2 separate regions of the Homo sapiens genome follow, and region 2 is linked to region 1. The links are chromatin contacts, found by Hi-C or POLR2A ChIA-PET in ENCODE. All regions are on one chromosome and are shown on one strand. The core of a region is the stretch at or near the end of the contact, and the rest is flanking DNA. Distances in the headings are between cores, read along the strand shown.

Region 1 (5,838 bases), core at 1,646-4,145:
TTTTAGGTTGGGTGATATTTTTCGAAGGAATGGTAAAGAGCATGGAGATGAGATAAACGAAAACCTACAAACTCTCCCAGTTATACAACTCACATAACCTGCAATGATGTCTGGAATTCTATGGGGCCCAAAGTAACAACAACAATGATGATGATGATAAGATTAAGATCTTACTACATACCAGGCACCCTTCTGCATACATTAAATATATTCAACAACCCTATTAATATCCCCATTTTGCAGGTGAGAAAAACAAGGCATAGAAAAGCTAAGTAACTTGCCCAAGATCACACATCTTGCTCCGTGAACACAGAGGAGGAAATGTAACTGGAAATGCCAAGCCCCCGTGCGGTCTGCCTGCCAGTGATGGAAACCTGACATGGGAGGGCAGCCACCACAGGAACCTGGGTTATGTTTCCAGTGTTGCCATTTGGGCAACAGTCTTCACATTCTCTTACTGAAAACATTAATCAATGCTCAGGTTCCAAGTAATCAAACATTAACCGAGACTCCTAACAGCCAGTTCCTTCTCAGACTAGCCCCACGGAGGTTTCCTAGATCTCGGGTAGCGATGGAACACTGGTTGATTCTCCTGGAACTGCCTTCAACTATTTAAGAAAAATCAGAGGGGAAAGCAGCTTTGAAGGAAATGTGCAAAGTAAAGCTATATGTGGGAGGCAGCAGTTCTAGTAAACGCACAGAACTCACAGCTGTGATTTTTCTTTTAAAGACATATAAATAAAAAGGAGTCCTCACTGGTGTAAATTACTCCTGCCTTTTTTTTTTCTCCACTTTTTTCAACTGCTCACATTTTGGAACTGTGTGAGCAAGTTTTTACATATTGATCAATCTTTTAAAGTTTATACATCATTTTCTTAAAGAAGGAAACAAAGATCAAGCTGAAAAGAACATTCAGGCAAAAGAGAAAAATTACATGATGAATGAATGCAGTCTTTGTGGGCGAGAATTCTGGGATGGGAGTGTGGGGTGTAGGGACAGCTTTCAAACACTTACTCAAATGTGCTTATCTTCATCATTTCCTGCCTCTAATTTTTACCGAATAACCACCTTGAGATCCCAGGAATTCAATAGGAAACTCAATTTAACAACAAGTTCCAGGGTATTCCACATAATCTCTCTTTAAGGCAAAGTCCCAAAAGAGAGATGGGACTATAATGACCACAAGTTAGGTGACTTTTCATATTCACATTCCTTCCACGTTCTTCGACAATCCTGGTCCAGTTACTTACTGTGGACCCTGTGTGCTTTACTTTCCTCTGCTATATAATGAGAATAATATTAACACCTTCTTTATCCGGTTGGTGTGAAAACTGCATGAATAAATGTAAAGCACTTGGACTGTGTCTGACACAGAGTAAAATGCTCGAATAGCATCAGCTGTTATTACTACTACTACTTACTACTATTATTTGCAAAAACATTACAAGGGATAATTATATCCAGGAAGCTTCCCTTGTATTGGTAATGTTTTATTGCTTTTTCTAAAATTTAAATCAGAGCAACAGTCAATACATGCACACAAAAAAGGCAATTCTTCAAAAATGTGGGGGAAAAGCCTCCCATACCCATGTTACCTGCTGGTGAGTTTCAGGTAAGGGTGTAGCTGGGAGCATCCGGTTCCAAGACTGCCTTGTATTTCTCTTACAGGATGCCTCCCCTTCTGCTGCGGTTTTTAATCAGCGTTTCTAGGGCAGGCTTGCAGGCGGGGCCGCGAACCCCCTGTAGTTGTACACGGAGCTGGGTGAGGCTGCGGCTCTGGGCATTTCTGGGGAGGAGTTCCATGGCTTTCCACAGACTCTAACCACCCTGCAGCGAGCCGCATGCTATACGGGTTAAACTCGGGGCATATCGAACGAACAATTCACTTCACGGAAGACTAGCAATAACCAGGACACCTGCGCTATTGATCAGCTATCTCAACACCAGAGAGACCCACCAGCACAAGGGGCAAGAATTGGCCAGGAGGCGCGCGGCGCTGCGCCCTCACCGCGTCCAGACAGACCCTTGAACTTCACCGCCAAAAAACGCACCGCTCCGCAGACCCGACCCGGGAGAGGGGTTTAACTTCCCCTCACCTTTCCCATCCCTCCTTCATTTCCAAGGACATACTCAAAGGAAACTGGCAACACTCGGTCTAGGGTTTCGCTCCTGCCCTCGGCGGACACCGAAACCACTTCTCCCAGGGAAGTTAATTAAAGGAACCATTAATCCGCCCAAAAATCCAAAACCTACCCCCAAAGCTCAAGAGCTCTGAAAAGAGATCGAGGGCGCCTCTGCCGATCTTGAACATCTCTGCTCGTCGCTGGGGCTTAGAGGTGGGCAGGGGGTGCCAAAGGGGCGCAGGCAAGACCCGGCCAGAGGGTTAGACGCCGGCCCCCGTTCCGAGGCGGCCCAGTCTACACGCCAGCGACGCCGGCTGAGCCGGGCTTGGAGGCAGCCAGGTAAGCAGGTAGGTGTAGGCATGTGTCTGAGCAGACACACAGCTGCGGCGGATTAAAGTTCAAGCCCGTTCACACTCCGCTTCCCCTTCCCAGGTGTTCTCACGCACGGCCCAGGCAGCCACTTTCCCGGGGAAGCCTCGGCGCTCGACCGGACAGTCCCCTCTTTGTCATTCTTAATGACTCCCCTTGCCTCCCAGGCGCCAACCCATTGAGACTACTCGCTTCTCTCCACTCTCCCAGGCGGGCGCAGAAACCCCCGGAAAGGGGAACTCGGCGGGGACCGGGGGAAGCAGGGTGTCGCGCGGCGCAGGGGGCGCCGCAGCCGGCGTACGTACCCAGAGCGAACAGGGCGAGCTGTCCAGCCGAGGGGACCATTTTACGGGCGGGCGGGCAGCAGGCTCTCCAGCCTCCTGCCCTACCTGCGGTGCCCGAGTGGCGGAGCGGCGCCGCGGTGCGGGGGAAAAAGACGCAGACTAGGCAGGGCCTGCCCCCGGCGCGGGAGGGCGGAGGGAGGACCGAGCGCCTCTCTGCTGGCACTCGCCCCGCAGCGCTGCCCGCCGGGCGGAAATAGGAAGGCGGCTACCGTCACCTCCTCGCCACTCGGCGACCGGGGCACAGCTGACCCCCCCCTCCCGCCCCGATGGGGGTGCCCCCCTGAGGGCACAGAGGGTGGGGGTTTGGGGTAAGGGGCGGGGACGCTGAGCGCACCGAGCAGGGCGCGGGCTGCTGGGCGGGGCGACCTGGGATCCCAGAGCCTGGCGGCGCGAGCCGGGCACCCGGGCCGACGAAAAGGCAGGAAGCGCCTGACTTCAGACACCACCCCCGACTGCCAGCGCCGTGCGGCAGCGGACTCCAGCGTGCGGGGTCGGCGCCGGCCGCGTAGCCGGATTGTCCTGGGCCGCAGTGGCGGCTTCCAGGCTCTAGGCGGCGGAGCGGAGCCGCCCGGGCACCCGTTACCTACACCGAGGGGCCGCTCCTGGGGCATCTCTGGGGCGGGGAAGGCTGGAGGCTGGGGACGCAGCCAGGAAAGGGACCTGTGAGTTTCGCCGGCCGCTTGCCAAGACTTGGCTCAAGGAAAGTGGTCCCCTGAATCAATGAAGAATTTGTTAAACCAGGTTTCCCACCTGTGCCACAGTTCCCATCAATTCTGGCAACGCCTGCCGCCTTACCTCCCAGGCAGGCCACATCGTTAAGATCAGTCTTCGTACTTCTGGCCTGGGACTGATAAAAAATGGGTCTCTGTGACGAATCTGGTTATATGGCACCACCAGCTGAGGCCAAAAGCCTGCTAGCCTGCCACCAAGTGTACCCCGAAAGAGGGGTGTGTGGGCCCGAGTCACCTGGGTGGTCCTTTCAGGATTTGTGGCTCTGAGGTGGCCCCTGGTGCTGGAATTTGGGGAGGTGGAGGGGATAGAGGGAAGACATTCTGGGCGAAGAGTGGAAGATCCATAGGTTCCTCGGTGACCCTCATGGGGACAGTACACCCGGGAGATTCATGTTCTCCAGGTACCCGGAGCTCACGGACTGACCCTCTTCTCCTGCCTCCTCTGGCCTACGTGCTCCGGGTAGATCCACTTTCCTTGAAGGTGGGGGTGGGGGCTGTTGGGCCTGGGGAATCTTTTGCTGTTTACTTGGGGAGGCTCAGGCTCTCACGGTTGACCTCTGCCCAGTTTGTTTCATGTAAGTAGAGCAACCTAGTTTCAAGAAGGAAGCACCAGGCCATTGGTCTCAACATTTGGGCAGGAAGCACCAGTGTAAATCATTCCTTTCAATAGATTTGTCGGAGCATACTTTGTTCTTTTAGGGTAAATCTTTTCCTTGGTCCACCCCATGCATGTACAAGGCACACATGCACTTCCTTTAGTAGGTTGTCCCTGACTCCCACTTCCTTCAGGTTGATCTTGACCTGCTCTGGTGGTTTCCCTGTCTCCTCCCTAAACTAGTCTGCTTTGGCTACAGAAGGGGAGGAATCAGGGGTTCCCCCACCCTTCTCCTGTTCCCCAGGACTAGAGAAGGACCTGACTCCTTGCTTCCTACTGGAACACGCAAATCAAGCTCACTGTGGCTGAGGGATGGCTGCCCAGCCGGCTGAGGGTCATGTTCAGCAGTTTCTGCTTATCTGTCCCCTACCCCCAAAGTCAGAGGTGGAGGGAAGTAGCAGAATCAAGTCAATTTCCTTCATGATTGGAAAATATTTTAAATCAAGAGGTAACTTGCAGGCCAGGCATGGTGGCTCACACCTGTAATACCATCACTTTGGGAGGCTGAGGTGGGTGGATTGCTTGAGCTCAGGAGTTCGAGACCAGCCTGGGCAACATGGTAAAACCCCCCATTTCTACTAAACATACAAAAAATTAGCCAGACATGGTGGCGTGCGTCTGTAGTCCCAGCTACTTGGGAGGCTGAGGCACGAGAATCACTTGAACCTGGGAGGCAGAGGTTGCAGTGAGCCAAGATTGTGCCACTGCACTCCAGCCTGGATGACAGAACAAGACTCTGTCTCAAAAAAAAAAAAAAAAGAAAAAAAGAGATGGCCGGGCGCGGTGGCTCACGCCTGTAATCCCAGCACTTTGGGAGGCCGAGGCGGGCGGATCACGAGGTCAGGAGATCGAGACCATCCCGGCTAAAACGGTGAAACCCCGTCTCTACTAAAAATACAAAAAAAATTAGCCGGGCGTAGTGGCGGGCGCCTGTAGTCCCAGCTACTTGGGAGGCTGAGGCAGGAGAATGGCGTGAACCCGGGAGGCGGAGCTTGCAGTGAGCCGAGATCCCGCCACTGCACTCCAGCCTGGGCGACAGAGCGAGACTCCGTCTCAAAAAAAAAAAAAAAAAAAAAAAAAGAAAAAAAGAGATAACTTGCCATCTTACAAACTAAAGAGTATCCAAATCAAAGTACATTCTAATGCTTGAAAATCATTAATTCTCCCTCCAAGATTTTCAAAAGCTGGTCCATATCTGTGGTTTTATAACCCTCCAATTCATTCAAGTCAAACAGGTCATCAGGGGCTGGGTGTTTTTTTTTTTTTTTTTAACTTAAAGATCATTTTTTTGGTAAACTGAATTGAAATGATTTTTAAACGTTTAGTCATAGAGGAAACCTAATATCCTAAATTGTTGATGCTCTATCTTTTGTATTTTATATATCTCATTTAATCCTCACAATAATCTTATGAGATAGATCCCATCCCCTTTTATAAGAGAAGAATCAAGACTGAGTGAATTTAGTAACTTACCCAGAATTACACAGCCAATAAAGGGCAGAGCTTGATTTTGAAAGCAGAACAAGCTGGTTCTGAGGCTTATGTGCTGGCTTCTCTGCTATACTGCCTCGGTTTCCACATTTTCAATAAGGATAATGCTTAACTCATTGGGTTGA
Region 2 (5,729 bases), core at 1,250-3,749, 210 kb after region 1:
ATGCTGCAAGAAAGTTTAGAGCTGTTTTTGTTTCCTGCCCGTAGCCATTGTAGAAGGTCTCATGCTCATGTTTTTGTATCAGCCTCACGCTTAAGACCATTTTATGACTCCACCCTTAGTGTCCTTTTTTCTTTCCCAACTACTTCCAAGTTAGGCTGCCTTGCCATATTTATGAATCCCTGTAAACTATCTTAAATCCCTTGTGGAAGAGGTGGTAATAAATAAATATATCTACTAGTCTTTTTTATATATATTTAAAATCTTAACACTAAACCCACTGCCAGCAAACACATTTGCTCAACTGTTAACCTTAAGAATAGCTGAGATTTGCTAATTCCAACACTATACTAATATTTAAAACAAATTCAATCCAAGCCTAGAAACCACAGCATATCATGTCAGGCATTGTTGTACATTGTGTATATGACAAGCATATTTCTAATAAGGCTAGGCAATTTGGTGGACAAGAAAGAACATAGGGCTTACTACAAAATTCTTATGGATTTTGGATCAAAGAATAATTTATCTTTAGTGGTTTTTCAAAATGTGTTGACATCATACCAATAATGAAAACTTTGCTTTTACTTGTGCCCTATGCAGGGAGGAGTAGGGAAGAAAGGCTGGGCAAGATCCTGATCTATAGGAGAAAAGTCTCTACAGAGAAAAGTTTGATCACATTACACAATTAAAGTAGAACCTTATAAAGTAAAAATATTAAATGGTCTAAACCCCCCTTTTAAGTCTCTAACATATATTATTCATATGCTAATGGAGATATTATTTGCAAGTCTGAAACGTCATAGTTCTCTTCTTTGGTCAGATTCATTTAAAACACTTTTACTTCAAATGCTGACTTGCTATTTTTCTCTTAAAACGGAACATAATTTTCTAATGCCATTAATGAGAACACCCCTCACTGCACAAGTTAAACATCTCAGGAATCCCAGCTAGATCCACAAACTAGACATGAAAGCAGTTGCTTGCACCCTCTCCAATCCCTTTGCTTCTGCCAGGATGCCAGACCAACCACTCCTTTTGGGTTACTCGGGAAGCACGAAATGTGCATTTAGGAAACTGAGATTTGATTTCTATTATCGATAAAGCTCATCTGAGTCAGTTGAATCTTAGACGACAAACAGCAAGAGGGAAGAGTGGGTGTAAGGAAACAGATGGGTATTAATCATGTGTCAGAGATAAATGACAGTTTTTTAAAGAATTTGATAGGGTGTGGGCTGGAGCTTGCTTTTTTATTTTCTATTTCTATTTCCTATTTTCTATTTTTAGTTTTGGGCAAGAGATGGAGATTAGGGGTGAGAAAAGGAAGGAAGAGAAAAGGCAAGACAATAGGCCAGACCCGAGAGCCTGATCTGCATCCTAAAGCAGTCTGCCCCTCCCTCCCTTCCCCCCAACACCAGGTAGGCTGTGGTGTGATTTAAAAATAAGCAGACACCGACTCCCGCCTCCGGGACCGGGGATGGCCTCCGCCCCGGCTGCAGAAAGGGAGGGGAGGCAGGGAGAGGAGAGGGAAGATGGAAGAAACAGACTGGCAAGACCCCCTCGGGTACAGTGGGATTTTTCCCTCCAAAGTGGTGGAGCCGCATAAAATCAAAACCCACGAGGCCCGCTCACGTGCCGGTTGCCCCGATCTCAATGTAGGCGGCTGCCGACGCCGCACCTGCTCGGCCGGCCACTGCGGCTGAGCGCCGCGCAGCCAGCGATCGCGAGGCCCCGGGGGACGCGCCCAGCCCCGCCAAGCCCGCCTCGCACCGCTACCCCGGAGGGCGGCGGCCGAGCGGGAAGGAAAGAGAGGGGAGGGGAGGGAGGGGAGGGGAGGAGCGGCCCCGCCCGGCTAGGCGAGGCGAGGCTTGCCGCCCCTCCATTCGGACCCAAAAGAAAGCCCCACCTGTCAGGCGTTACGCTCCGGGCGAGGGTCCCACCATCCCCAAGCAGGGGCCAGTGCTTGCAGCCCCGATTTCCTAAGAGCCTCGGATGCTACATCATCACCAGAAACCTTTAGGCGCAAAACACACCGCTGCCGGCCAGGGCTGCAGCACCGACGCGCTCGGCAACAGACGCGCCCCACCTGGGCCAAGCGGCTCCCGCCCGGCCGAGGGATGCCAGGGTCTCCGCGCCAGGAGACCAGCGACCCCAGGCAGCCCACCAGGCCCGCTCCCCAGACCCTTACCTCCTGCGCGGCATCTTAGCTATCTCCGGTCGGCCACTGCGGGTTGGTTTTGTTATTTTATGGGTTTGGGGGGTGGGGTGCGCTTAAAAAATCCACCCAGCTAATCTGCAGGGCAGCGTTTTCTGCCCATGCTGCAGCCCGCGCTCGTCAGAGCTGCTGGGAGATCCCCCAGCAGTGCAGCGGCTCCGCGGCGGCGGGGATGACTGGCCACCGACGCCGCAGTTCCTTGACAAAAGGCTCGGGTTCCCGCTAGTCCCTCACAGCCCTGCCGTCAGAATTAAAGCCATTTCCCGCACGAGGCTGGGAGGAAATGAGAGCTCTCCTGGCCCTGCGCGCTGACAAAAGGCCGCTGCGCGGTGCCCACAGCGCCCCCTCCAGCAGGCCGCGCCGGCCGCCCGAGGGCCGCGGTGCTGCAGTGCCCCCGCCCGCAGCGCCCCCCACCGCCCCGCAGCGGCCTCGCCCCGCAGCACCCCCACTACCGCCCCGCAGCGCCCCCCTCCTCCCCGCAGCGCCCCCGCCCGCGCCGCCGCAGACCCCCCTAGCCAGGCTTCCAGCCCCCTTCCACCCCCGCCCCGCACCACTCACTACCCGGGATGGCCAGAGCTAAGCAGGGGAGTCTGTTACTAGGGAGAAAATCTGAAACAGAGCTCCCTTGGGGGAATGTATTCTCCCTGGAAGGAAGAAAGCAAAAGTCTTAGACTTGGAATATTTCTTTTCGTCTGGAAAGGACAGCTAGCCTTCGGAAGATAATTCTATTAGTGATTTTAATAGCAATTGTTTGACTGAATTCCAAACCAAAATTCTCCCTGTCCTGATTCTCACTCCTTTTCAACCAGGACAACATTTTTGTTGTGGCCCTGCCCTTGGGGGCTGTGGACCCAACGCTCTCCAACTCTCACTACATTCTCCTCTCACTCCTTTCCTTCCTCAGGTCTCCCGCCCCAGAAGGAACAGGTGTGTAGTGAGTGGGGAACTGGATAGGGAACCAGAATACTTCGGTTGCCGTCTCAGAGCTGCTCTTAACTAGCTGTGAGACCTTAATCAACCCACTTAACCTCTCTGGGCCTCGTTGTCTTCCTCTGTAAAATGACAGTGTACCTAAGGCACCTCCCATTTCCAATACTTTCAAGGCCTGGCCCTCAGAGAGTAGGGGTGTTAAGAGATAGCTCTGGACTTTTCACCCCCATAATCTCCACCAGTCCCCAAAACTCCCCTCAATCAACATCCTCTCCAAGGGCTTTTGAAAATGTGCTTGTGAAAATGTACAGCTTCCAGAAAAGCCTCTGGCCACTGATCTGAAACCTGATCATGGCCCCTCTGCCCTTCCAGGTTCTGGGGCACCACAGCCCTCAGACACCCCCACAAAAGTCACTGGCCCCCACCACAGTGCTGCTGTGGAACCAGAATCTCTGGAGGTAGGCTCAGGATTGGTAATTTTAACAAGCAGCCCTAGTGATTCCTTTGCACACTAACACTTTAGAAACACCACTCTGAGAGCTACTACTGATTTAGAAAAGAAAATGCTAACGACAACCCTAGATGCCAGGATAAACTTGTCTTTCTGCTTCAGCCCCCCTTCCAAGAAACATACATGCATACCTGGTCCCTGCACCCTCCTTCCACACTCAGAGCTTCTCACTCATTCTCATTCAGAATCACCGAGTCCACAAGACTTCTCCCCATTCTCCTGTCAAAACCTGCTAGAAGAATTACAACAGGCTCAGCCACACAAGATGAAACCCCTTCCCCTCCCCACCCCAGGACCTAGGTCTGTCTGGTCAAAGAAGCCAGGACGTGTTATGTTTATTGAGTCATTCCTGGCAGCCATAGCTCTTTTGGTGCTAATGGGTGATGAGATCTGAGAAACAGGGAACCCCTTCTCCAGAGCTCAGAAGTCACAGGTAAGGTGGGCTCTATATCTTAATAGAACCCCCAAAAAGAATGGAGAATTTTTGTTAGAAATAGCAGGTTTCATAAGTCACCCCAGTCATTTCCATCCCCCAAAATTTCTCTTCCTAGTGTGTTATTTTGTTTTCTCACATGAATCCTAGCAAACCCTTGTTGGTTCCTGGCACTGTTCTGAGAGCTTTACATGCATTTTCACATAATCCTTGCAAAAACTCTGTGAGGGTGGTACTATTATCATCCCCATTTTATAGATGAAGAGACTGAGGCACAGGGATGTTAAGTCGCTTGCCCTAGGTCACACAGCTAGTGGGTGGCTGAGCAATGAATCAAACTCAAGTGCTGTGGCTCCAGAGTTTGTGGGCCCTAACCACTACACTGCATGGCCTCCCAGAGGGGACAATAAACTTTTTTTTTTTCTTTTGAGACAGAGTCTCATGCTGCCCCCCAGGCTGGAGTGCAGTGGCATGATCTCAGCTCACTGCAACTTCCTCTCCCCAGGTTTAAGCGATTCTCCTGCCTCAGCCTCCCGAGTAGCCGGGATTACAGGCACGCACCACCACACCCAGCTAATTTTTGTATTTTTAGTAGATATGGGTTTTCACCATGTTGGCCAGGCTGGTCTGGAACTCCTGACCTCAGGTGATCTGCCCGTCTCAGCCTCCCAAAGTGCTGGGATTACAGGCGTGAGCCACCACGCCTGGCCAAAAATAAACTTTTTAAAGCAGAGCTGGTACAAGACACTGAAAGGCTGATAAGACTAATACATTCTCCTTCCCCCCGGCAAAAAAAAAAATGATTCTGCTCCCCTAGTCATCACAGGAGATACATATATATATTTATGTTTATATATGTATATATTATATATATTACATATACACAATATATATTATATATATTACATATATTTTTATATATATATGTCCGGCCTCTCCCAGGGTCTATCTGATACTGCATACTGAGAAGGTGGTGCCATCCTGGGACTTTAGGAATTGTCCAAATGTCAGAGAGGAAATAAGACTTCATTAATTCCCATATTCATAGCCTATATGAAATTTTAATTGAAGTTCCAGAAATTCTCAATTTCAAATTCACTTCAAAATCCAGGAAAAGGAACCACAACTGTAGTTGGCTCCAACTGTCAATGGGAGACCAGGAGACTTCAGAGCTCCCACTGCAACAAGCCCAAGATGCCTGGCCCTTAACTGGGGCCAGAAAAACACAAGAGACCCCCATGTCAGACCGGGGAAAAATCACAGCTGGCTAACCCTCCATGGCCAGATAGTTTAAAATTAGACTCTCTGACTGATTTGCAGTAAAATTTCTCATCTTCCAAGTCTTCTGACAAAAATGTTTCTGGCCAAGAATAACTAGTAGAGAGAGAAGCTGGCAGTGCAACAGTGAGCCCCATCTCCTGGTATCCATTGCCCTGTGTATTACCCTCTCCTTAGGTGCTGGCACGACTGTGGCTCACTTCTAACCGACAGGATAAGGCAAAGATAATGGGATGTTCACTTCCGTGATTACATTACATAAGATTCTTTGTCTTGCTAGCAGACTGTCTCAGTTGGCGTCTTGACCTGCATGCTTTCATTAGTAGCCATGTTTGGAAGATCTACATGGCAAGGAACTGAGGGTG

Evidence for each region. Hi-C counts contacts between places; a loop is a spot of excess contacts on that map. ChIA-PET counts read pairs that join two places held with the same protein, here RNA polymerase II (POLR2A). Pooled maps may share reads with other maps.
Region 2: a map of naive thymus-derived CD4-positive, alpha-beta T cell shows a loop between it and region 1 (3-fold over the local background). The contact joins the promoter of ADD2 here to the promoter of TGFA in region 1. A Hi-C loop is called at or near these places in 1 of 168 maps with a recorded cell type or tissue (naive thymus-derived CD4-positive, alpha-beta T cell) and 6 of 50 pooled maps. POLR2A ChIA-PET finds 5 or more read pairs at or near these places in 1 of 52 experiments (WTC11).

The regions. Positions count from the first base shown.
Region 1 is chr2:70,550,931-70,556,768 of GRCh38, forward strand. It overlaps TGFA (transforming growth factor alpha), which reads right to left and starts at 2,896. Exons shown (of 6, transcript NM_003236.4): 1 at 2,798-2,896. The coding sequence starts at 2,837. It overlaps LOC124907824 (a long non-coding RNA gene), which reads left to right and starts at 1,778. Exons shown (of 2, transcript XR_007086906.1): 1 at 1,778-2,462. RefSeq lists a silencer at 2,957-3,026.
Region 2 is chr2:70,765,701-70,771,429 of GRCh38, forward strand. ADD2 (adducin 2) reads right to left here and starts at 2,500. Exons shown (of 16, transcript NM_001617.4): 1 at 2,186-2,500. RefSeq lists enhancers at 1,635-2,200, 2,201-2,766, 3,176-3,740.